Linked DNA regions of Mus musculus: region 2 is linked to region 1. A link is a loop called in an ENCODE intact Hi-C map of the cell type or tissue named here. Cell type or tissue: left cerebral cortex. All regions are shown on one strand. Each heading gives the region's core, and the rest is flanking DNA. Links, peaks and the distances in the headings are about the cores only.

What was found. A loop is a pair of places that touch in the nucleus more often than their neighbours do. Peaks named below come from ENCODE experiments on the same cell type or tissue, not always from the same donor. Only the 100,000 strongest peaks of a DNase experiment are listed, where the experiment ranks them.
Region 2: a loop joins it to region 1, with 2.1 times the contacts of the local background. A loop is called at or near these places in 3 of 42 quality-filtered maps.

The regions. Positions count from the first base shown.
Region 1 is chr16:78,455,902-78,460,730 of GRCm38, reverse strand. No RefSeq gene overlaps it. Among named protein-coding and RNA genes, the nearest start is that of Gm25038, 34 kb to the right of the region's middle. In left cerebral cortex, for the core only: no CTCF peak of the experiment used is centred there; a DNase peak (open chromatin) is centred at 2,740.
Region 2 is chr16:78,525,059-78,529,887 of GRCm38, reverse strand. No RefSeq gene overlaps it. Among named protein-coding and RNA genes, the nearest start is that of 4930478L05Rik, 33 kb to the left of the region's middle. In left cerebral cortex, for the core only: no CTCF peak of the experiment used is centred there; no DNase peak of the experiment used is centred there.

The sequences.
Region 1 (4,829 bases), core at 1,563-4,062:
CTCGTGGATGTGGGCTGTGGCAAAGGCATACCTGCTATCCTTGTAGATGTTGATCTTTTTGCCTACTCCCAGGTCCAAGGCTTTGGTCATAGCTATCAGCTCTGCCTTCTAGGCTGACATCCCCAGAGGATGTGGTTCTGCCCAGACCACCTGGCGCCATTCCACAATGTTGGCTCCTGCCTTGCGCTGTCCCTCTACCAGGTAGCTGCTGCCATCAGTGAACCAGGTCACCTCGGCATCGGGGAGCAGCTGAGCCAACGGGTCCTTTCACCATCCCTGGTCCTCAGCTGGGATCTTCTGGCAGTCATGAGCTGGAGGATTGAGGTCAGGGTCGGGTAGCAAAGTCGTCAGGTTAAGGGCCACTGGTGACACGGAGGTCACCCAATCCGAGTTTAGCAACAGAGTCTGATAATGAGTCATGAGGGCTTTGGTCAGATATTGATCCAGGGGCTGGTGAACAACGCTCTCCAAGGCCTGGGGAGCTGTCACAGTCAGATTTTGCCTCGGAGTTAATTTATTGCATCTTTAACTAACACTGACACCACAACCACTATCTGTAGACAAGCAGGCCACCCAGCAGCAACAGGGTCTAATTTCTTTGACAGATAGGCAACTGATGGCTTCCCAGGGCCCAGCCGCTGAGTGAGCACTCGCTTGGTTATCTCCCTGTTCTCTGCTGCATAAAGATGGAAAGGTTTGCTGGCATCGGGCAGTCCTAGAGCAGGGACCTTGAGCCGAGCCTGCTTAATCACATCAAAAGCCTGTTGCTGTTCTTTACCTCAATGGAAGGGCTGTCTGTTTTCAGTCCGGGGTGGGGGTGGGGGGCAGCCAATTCAGCAAACCCTGGAAGCCATAGCCGGCAGAACCTGGCTGTGCCCAGGAATTCCCATACCTGTCTGGGGCTCTGCGGAGAGGGATGTGCGGGGATGGTCGCTTTTCGAGAGAATGTTGGAGAGCCAGCGCTGGCTGCCCTTCAGCAGGTAGCCCAGATAGCTTACTTTTCTCTGGCAAATTTGGGCCTTCTTGGCTGAGGCTCTATATCGCAATCCTCCCCGCTCCTCCAAGAGGCGTTTAGTCCCCTTTAGACAGTCCTCCTTAGTCTTGGGTCCCAGGTTTTTTCACAGGCAGGAGGGGAGTATTCCAAACCGATTGGCACTTCCCCGGGATCCCTTGGTCTAGGAACCTGGTAATGTGGGGCCTGATTAGGTCAGGGACACCAGGGAGGCTTGGGCTCTGAGCTCCACATATTTGGGGGACTGGTTCGTGGCTCTCCCCATCCCTGCGTCTCAGCCCAGGCCTGGGAAAAGGCCTTGAACCACCAGTCTAGGTCCTGGGGTGCCCTGTCCAAGGTCTCAAACAACTTGTATTAATCTTCCAGTCTGAGAGTCATGACTAAAATCAACTTGTAGAGAAAAGGTTTTATTTGACGAACCTATCCTGTCCTTTGACAGGAACTAAAGGCAGAAACGGAAGCAGAAGCCATAAAGAAGTGCTGCTTCCTGCTTTACTCCTCCTGGATTTTCCAGTTCGTTTTCTTATACATCCCAAGACCACCTGCCTAGGAATGTCACTGTCCCCAGTGGGCTTGGATTTCTGATATCAATTATTAATCAAGAAAACACCCTACAGAGTTGCCTACTGGCCAATCTTATTGAGGCATTTTCTTTTACAGTTTTATTTATTTTTATTTCACTTGCATTGGTGTTTTGCCTGAATGTTTGTGTGTATGAGGGTTTCAGAGCCCCAAGAACTGGAGTTATAGACAGTTGTGATCTGCTGTGCAGGTGCTGGGAATTGAACCTGGGTCTTCCGGAAGAGTAATCAGTGTCCTTAACCACTGAGCCATCTCTCCATCCCAAAGCATTTTCTTAACTAAGATTTCTTCTTACCCAATATATCTAGGTTTTATCTAGTAGACATAAGCCGGCCACTATACCCAGTTGGTGGGGCCAGGATCCCCAACACTCCTTCCTTCCTTCCTTGAATTTCTATTTATATCTTTCCTTTTCTCTCTTTCTTTCCTGAAAACTGAAACTTTCCATGCTATTTGGCTAGATTTATATGCTGGTCACGAAGTAGTCCTTTTGGATCTTGGCTCCCACGGGTCTTAAGTTTATCCTTCATGCTTACAGGAACAAGAGGGGTCTTAAGACTCTGGATGATCAGCCCTGAGATGGGTCCTCCTATCTGAGCCAACGTTTTCTTCTAACCTAAGAACTGGGTATCCAGTCTTGGTCTTCCCTGGGAGGCTACTGCTTATCTGAGGGAGATTGTGACCACGGCTCCACCTTCTTGACCAATTTATACATCTTTATGGCCAATCATAATTTCTACATTCAAGGGGGAAAAGTTTCAAAAGGCAGGAGAGAAGAGAGAGAAAAATATGGAACTAGATATCAGACGAGAGTCTGGAAGAATAGGCTGAACGTTAACAAACTGCGCTCCGCACGCATGCTCTGAACAGTGAATACAACATTCAACAGCCAGCTCCGCTGAATAACCCAACAGACCACAATGGAAGCCACAGGAGATTCCATGTACCAGAGAGAACGAGTCTGCTGAGGGAAGCAATATGGGTTATTGAGCCCAAAAGGCCCCGTGCTGGCACCTGGCATTGATCTGGGTAATTCCTCTGGTAAAACCCCTCGGGCCAGCTTGTCCAGGCTCCCAGCAACCAGACTTTCCTCCTGAGCGCTCCAGTAACGGGAGAACCAAGGCAGTGGTGACACCAAGGCATGCAGTTTTGTGAAGTCCTCATTAGCTGCTTCAGCTAGCTTGCCTTGGTGGCACTGTCCCTAATTATTCACTTGTCCTGCAGCACAATTCCTGACTGCTGTCACTATGAGCAACCCAGAAAGGGCCTTTGAGCAGCTCTGTGTGAAATGCTTTTCTCTCTTGGCTTACAACAGTTTCCCCAATCACAAACACCAAAGTGCCTGAAACGGTCACCCGCTAACATACTACTCTTCCGGTGGCCGCTAAGCAATTACTGTGGTAGAAAAAAAGAATAAACAACTCGTCTTAGAGATAGGCTTCTTTCCAGTTTGAAATGCTACTTTGAAGAAAATATTTTTTAAGTAGTAACAAGCTACTAATTCTTTTTTTTTTTTTTGCCTGTTTTCCCACACACACATTCCAACTTTATTTGAAAAAAAAATAGTTGTTAAAAATAACTGTCATGTTTTGGTTTGGGAATTTTTTTTCTAAGATTCTGACTGAGAGACATACATTGATTTAAAGGAATGTCCTCAAATGTCTCCTGGTGGCCGGGCTTTTCAGTTGTCACACCATTCATAGCTGTGTCATCCTTACCCCAAGAAAGGCCATGTTAGCACGTGATGCTATTCATCTGTCTTAACTTGATTTCTTGAACTACCTGCCAATCACCTTCACTGTGCTTTTTGAAGATAGGTAGGACCAATGGAAATATTAAATAGAATTTTCCACTCCTAGTTTTCCAATGGCAGAGTCTAAATAAGAATGCAAACGGGGTGTTGTGTATAAAGAAACAGACAGGCCCGGCAGTGGTGGCGCACGCCTTTAATCCCAGCACTTGGGAGGCAGAAGCAGGCAGATTTCTGAGTTCAAGGCCAGCCTGGTCTACAGAGTGAGTTCCAGGACAGCCAGGGCAACACAGAGAAACCCTGTCTCAAAGAAGGAAAAAGAGAAGAAGAGAAGAGAAGAGAAGAGAAGAGAAGAGAAGAGAAGAGAAGAGAAGAGAAGAGAAGAGAAGAGAAGAGAAGAGAAGAGAAGAGAAACGGACCCATTTTACGAATCCACACAGCCTGCAGACTCTGAGCCGCCAGATACAACCATCGGAGACCGTGCGGTTGATCGGGAACCTGAAGCGACGCTTCCGTTAATCACAACTCAGGACTTCCTGGTTTTCTTCTTATAAGAAAATAACTGATCGCCTCTAGGTATCCTTTTCCGTTCTGCAGATTCTTTCCCACTGTGGAGAGAGCGTCAGCGGCGGGCACTGTATGATTACCGTCTCCCTTGATGAGTTTGCTAGACGTGTGTGTTCAGGAAAAAGCAAAGTGTCCTCCAAAGAGAAGACGAATGATTGCTTACAAGAAAGAAAGCACCCGGCCTGAGGAAGGGCGTTGCCAGCCTCCTTCTCTGCACCCTTTCTCCTGCCAAGTAGCCGCCCGCTGGGCTGCCCTGGGTTTTTCCACACTTGAGATTGAGAGGGAGTGGTGTTCTTTGTTCAGACAAACCAGGGAGAAAATAAAACAATGAAAGTAAAAATTTCAAGGATCAGCAGATGTGGCCTCATACAAAGGAGCACAAAACCACCCCAGCTCTGCGTGTATGAACGACTCCTGGCAGGAATTTCTAATTGAAAGCCGGTCCCCAGCACACAGAATTAACCTTATTTGAAAATGCAGAGAAAGTCAGCATAGGCTGCTGTGACCTCACCCATCCTTGGCATCTCTCTCTCTCCAGCTGCTAGGAAAGCCTGAAAATGGAGGACAGGCTAACCCATCTTTCAGGCTCCTCTGGCCTCGGAGTTCTCAAGACATTTTAGAAGAAACGCCGGTTCTGGAGCAAAACTAAAACTGTATATCTGCTTTTGAAAAACCGCTTTCATTTCAGGAAAAGTCTGTGTGTTGGTGAGTGAGGTGCAATTAGTTCAACTGTCTCAAGGAAGAAAAAAGAAAGGAGATCTAAATTTCAGATGTAGACAACCCCCATGAGTCTCATTTCTGCTACAGGAGCTGTTTCGGAGTCCCTGCTAACTGGAACTCAGGAAGTGTTAATGGTCTTTACTAGCTCAGGGGCAAAAGACCTCAAGAAACCAGAGGCTAGATTTGAACACATGGCCA
Region 2 (4,829 bases), core at 922-3,421, 70 kb before region 1:
GTGTGTGTGTGTGTGTGTGTGTGTGTGTGTGTGTGTTCAGGGAGGTTGCAAGAGCAGAGGGCAGGTATGGAGGGATGGGAAAATGGATGGGATTGGAGTGCATGATGGGAAATTCACAAAGAACCAATCAAAAGTTTTGAAAAAGCATTATTATTATTATTATTATTATTATTATGAAGTCACTGCAGTTTAAAAATAACAATAATCATAAAACAAAACCTTTCAAGAGTAACACAGCATATGTGAGAGCAGAATTGCTCCTGATTGATCTGAAATTGGTCACACCAGTTGGGCAAAGTCTCCTTCAAGTCTACCTCAGTGATTCTCCTTGCAGGCCCCCAACTGCTACCAAGATCCCCTGAGGCAATGCTGAGACACCTGAAGCAGGGAAGTCGCCAATGCCCTGATTCCTCAGTTGCCTAGAACACACTCATGCAGTCTACAGTTTGTTAGTCACAGACATGACCCACACGCTCCATCTCCTGGTTTCTTTTCCAATAGCTTTCATGCATATGCCACCTTCACCTGGACACCTAGACAGCTGCTGCTGCTGCTGCTGCTGCTGCTCCTCCTCCTCCTCCTCCTCCTCTCCCCCTTCCCCTTCTGCTTTTGTCCCATGAGAGCCATTTCTCATTAAATTTCTCTATACTCTGAGGAATCACAGAACAAGCCAGGGGAGAACAGATATCTGGGAACGGAATTAACAGGGCAAACCTTTTAGTGAATCAAGAGGTATCTTAAATGTTATTGTTTATATGGCAGACAATCAGGATAGATTGAGAAGACTTCACAGGAGAATAGAGTAAAGATCTATCCTCCTTACCTCAAAACTCCATTGCCAGAAAAATCCATTACTGTGGAATTTCAACCCGTGTAACCATCTGTAGCTGTTACCTGACGATGGGGTGGTTAGCCTGTTGATTCTAACTGGTTTTTCAAAGTAGGGGAGATATAGCTACTAGTTGGATATTTGGAGATTTGTGTATGATATGTTTGAGATTCCTATAACAGAACTAAAGTGCAATGGTGTGTACAAAAGCCTATGTCCCTCATTTTGCAAGTAATTTTCATTGCAAGAGATCAGACATTTCTATATTTCGTACTGGAACCAATGAGAAGGCTAAACAAGCCGTGCAAGAAACAAACTCAGAGAGAAGCCAAATTCTACCCTCTTCTGTTAATGAATTTGGAATGGGAGCCCGGGTAGACAATTAAGCAGGATCTGAAACTCTTAGGGTAAGTAGCCCTCTTCTTAGTCATTACCACTAACCTGATGCCAATTAGAAGTAAGTGGAGGCTTCATCCAATTACCCTCTCCTAGCTTTCCTGGACTGCTAAAGGACAGAAAGAGAACAAACCGTTCTGCTGAGCAAGAATTCTCATCTGTAAGTGACCTGTGGTTTGATCCCATCTCTGAGGGTTCCGATCTGTCAACCTAACAGTAAAAATACTAGAGATAGTATCAGAAAAATACCCGAAGAAATCCCCCATATGGTCCTGGGACTTCTGTCTTTGTTTGTGGACCTATTCAGTTCTAGAGCTGCTCTTTACTGTAAGGTAGGTGTCCACAGAGGCTTGGAGAGGTGAAAGGCTGTCAGGTCTGGTGCAAACAGGAGGTCTTACCTGGGATGCCTTGACACAGACTGCCAACTCTAGACTTTGATAAGGAGGGTACCCATGAGGGAGAGCAGCAGCAGAGAGAGGTGGGGCCTGTCAGTAGGAAGTCAGTGCCCCAGCAAGCATATACAGAAGAGACAGGGGAGCCAAAGGACGATGGATTGGATAGAAGAAGCTGACCAAGAAGAAAATATATTAAGGATAACAGAATTTGAGCATCTTAACCCATAAGGAGAACTAAAATGAACCTATGTGTCTAGAATGAAAATAATGAGGTAAACACTTACCTGTCTAAATAGATGACACATAATGGGAATGCCCACATACATGATTCCCCTGTATGCCTTTCCACTGAGAGCCAGGGAAACTGACTTCAAAACAAACCAACGAGTAATACCTAGAGCTTAAGTCTTACCTTACTTTCTGCTTTTTATTTTGTTTTGGTTTCTGTTGTGATTGTACATGGGCTTATTTTCTGTGTGTTTAGAGAGTGTATGTGGGCACATCACTCATGTGCATATGTGTGCATTTATATATGTAGGCCATGGTCTACACTGGCTATCTTTGCAGTTCACTACCCCACGTTATATTTTTGAGACAGAATCCCTCACTGAGCCTGGAACTCACCAAGTTGCTAGTTGAGATCTATGGCCAGCATGCTCCAGGAATCTTGCTGTCTCTGCATCCCCAGTGCTGGGACTACGGGAACACTACCAGAATTCACCTTTCTGCATCTAGTCTTCATTATCACATAGCAAGCAGTGTACCAAATGAGACATCTCCCCAGCCTGGTTTGCTTATTTGAAAGAGGGTTCCGTGTAGACCTCAGCCATGCTATATAGGTGAGAATTACCTTAAACTCCTGAACTTCCTGCCTCCATCTGTTCAGTGCTCGGATCACCAGCTCTAGGTTTCTTAAAGCTGAGTCGGAGCTCCTTGGGAGATGGTACAAGCCAGTGAGTCTGGAGCATCTTTGTTCTGGTTGGATTTGTGATGTCTCTGATATTTGTGACCATTGTTACCTCCAAAGAGATGTCAGATCTAAAGTCCATCTATCTACTCTCAGAATCATGAGAAACCAACTTCTTTACATATGTTGAAAAGGTTTCAAATTCTGGCTATACCATTAATGATCCGAAAAACCCACAATGAAAAGGGACACTACACCCAGAACTCCCAGGGACTAAGCCATGAACAAAGGAGTACACATGGCTGCAGCAGCATATGTAGCAGAGGATGGCCTTGTTAGGTATGAAATGGGAGGAGAGGTCCTTGGTCTTATGAAGGCTTAATAGATGCCCCAGTGTAGGGGAATTGAGGGCAGGGAGGTGGGTGGCAGAACACCCTCAGAGAAGCAGCGGGAGAGAGGATGTGATAGGGTGTTTCCGGGAAGGAGGGAAACCAGGAAAGGGGGATAACATTTGAAGTGTAAATTTTAAAAAATCCAATATAAAAAAAGAAAAGAAAAGAAATAATTTAAAAAGAAAAGAAAGGAAAAGAAAAGAAGAGGAAAGAAAAGGGACACTAACTGCTGTATGAAAGGCCATGTTATATGAATTAACTCACTGTCTTATTTAGGGTTTCCATTGCTGTGAAGAGACACCATAACCAAGGCACACTCTCTTATATTGGGACAGCATTTAATTGGGGCTGGTTTACAGTGTCAGAGGTTGAGTCTGTTATCCTCATAGCAGGAAGCATGGCAGCTTCCAGGCATACATGGTGATAGGGAAGGAGCAGAGAGTTCTATCTACATCTTGATTTAACTGCAGCCAGAAGAGGACTATCTTCCAGACAGCTAGGAGGCAGTTTCTCAAAGCCCACCCCCACAGTGATGTACTTCCTCCAACAAGGCCACACCTCCTAATAGTGCAACTCCCTGGGCCCAGCATATTCAATCCACCACATTCCACTCCCTGGCACTAATGGCTTGTTCAAACACATGAGTCTATGGGGTCCATACCAACCATTAGCATAATGCAAAATATATTTAGTACAACTTCAAAAGTCCCCATAGACTTATCAGTTTCAACAATGTTTAAAAATCCAAAGTTCAAAGTCTCTTCTGAGATTCATCCAATCATTTAACTGTAATCCCCTATAAAATCAAAATCAAAAAGCCTCATCACATACCTCAAGCGCCACAGGATATGCATCATCATTCCTAAATGCCATTATCAATGAGGAAATACTGGACAAAAAAAAAAAAAAAAAAAGACTAAAAACCAGCTAGGCAAATCCCAAACTCTGCATCTCTATGTCTGATGTCAACGTGTTCTTCAGATCTCCAACTCCTTTCTGTTTTGTTGACTACAACACAATTCTTTTTCTTTGGCTGGTTCTACTCCCTGATAGTGGTTTTCCTTGGCAGGCATCCCATGGCTCTGACATCTCTAACATTTTGGGGTATCCAAGGCAACTTTAACATTACAGCTTCTTGTTCCAGTGTCTGGAATCCACACACAATCTTCTATGTTCCTCCAAATGGCTTGGGTCACATCTCCAGCTCTGTCCCCTGTATCCCTCTAGGCTCTGGTTGACTCCACTCCACTACTGCTGCTGCTCTTGATGATCAGCCCATGGTAGTGGTATCTCCAACACACTAGGATCTTGTGCTGTAACTAGGTTTCACCAATAGCCTCTCATAGGCTCTCTTCATGGTGCCAAGCCTCAGCTTCTTTGCATGACCCCTTCAGTCCTGGGCCATCAGCTGCAACTGAGACTGCGTCTTCACCAATGGCCTTCCATGGCCTCTCACAGTGCCAAGCCACAGCTGGTCACCATGAACCCTTCATGCCTTCAAAACCAGTACCACCTGGGTGACTCTTACACATTACCAAGTCCAGCTGTAACACAAGGTACAACCTTGGCTATCTCTAGAACACAGCTTCTTTGTGCTCTCAGAAAACACTTCCCAGATTTCATCTCAGTGACACTGGTCTCTCTCTTCCTTATCACCACTAATTTCATAGCTCCAGCTAACCAGCATCCATTGTCCAAAAGAGTCTACTATTCTATGATTCTAAAGCCACAGTTGCATGGCTGAAGCTGCTGAGTTCTGCTGCTTGCTGGAGTTGGAACATGGTCTCCTTGTTCTATCATTATCACCAGCTTTCTGTTTTCCAACTCCTTCACTGCCTAAACTTGACTGTGCTAGACCTAGCTCTGTAGACTGACCTTAAATTCAGAGATCTGCATGCCTCTCTCTCTCT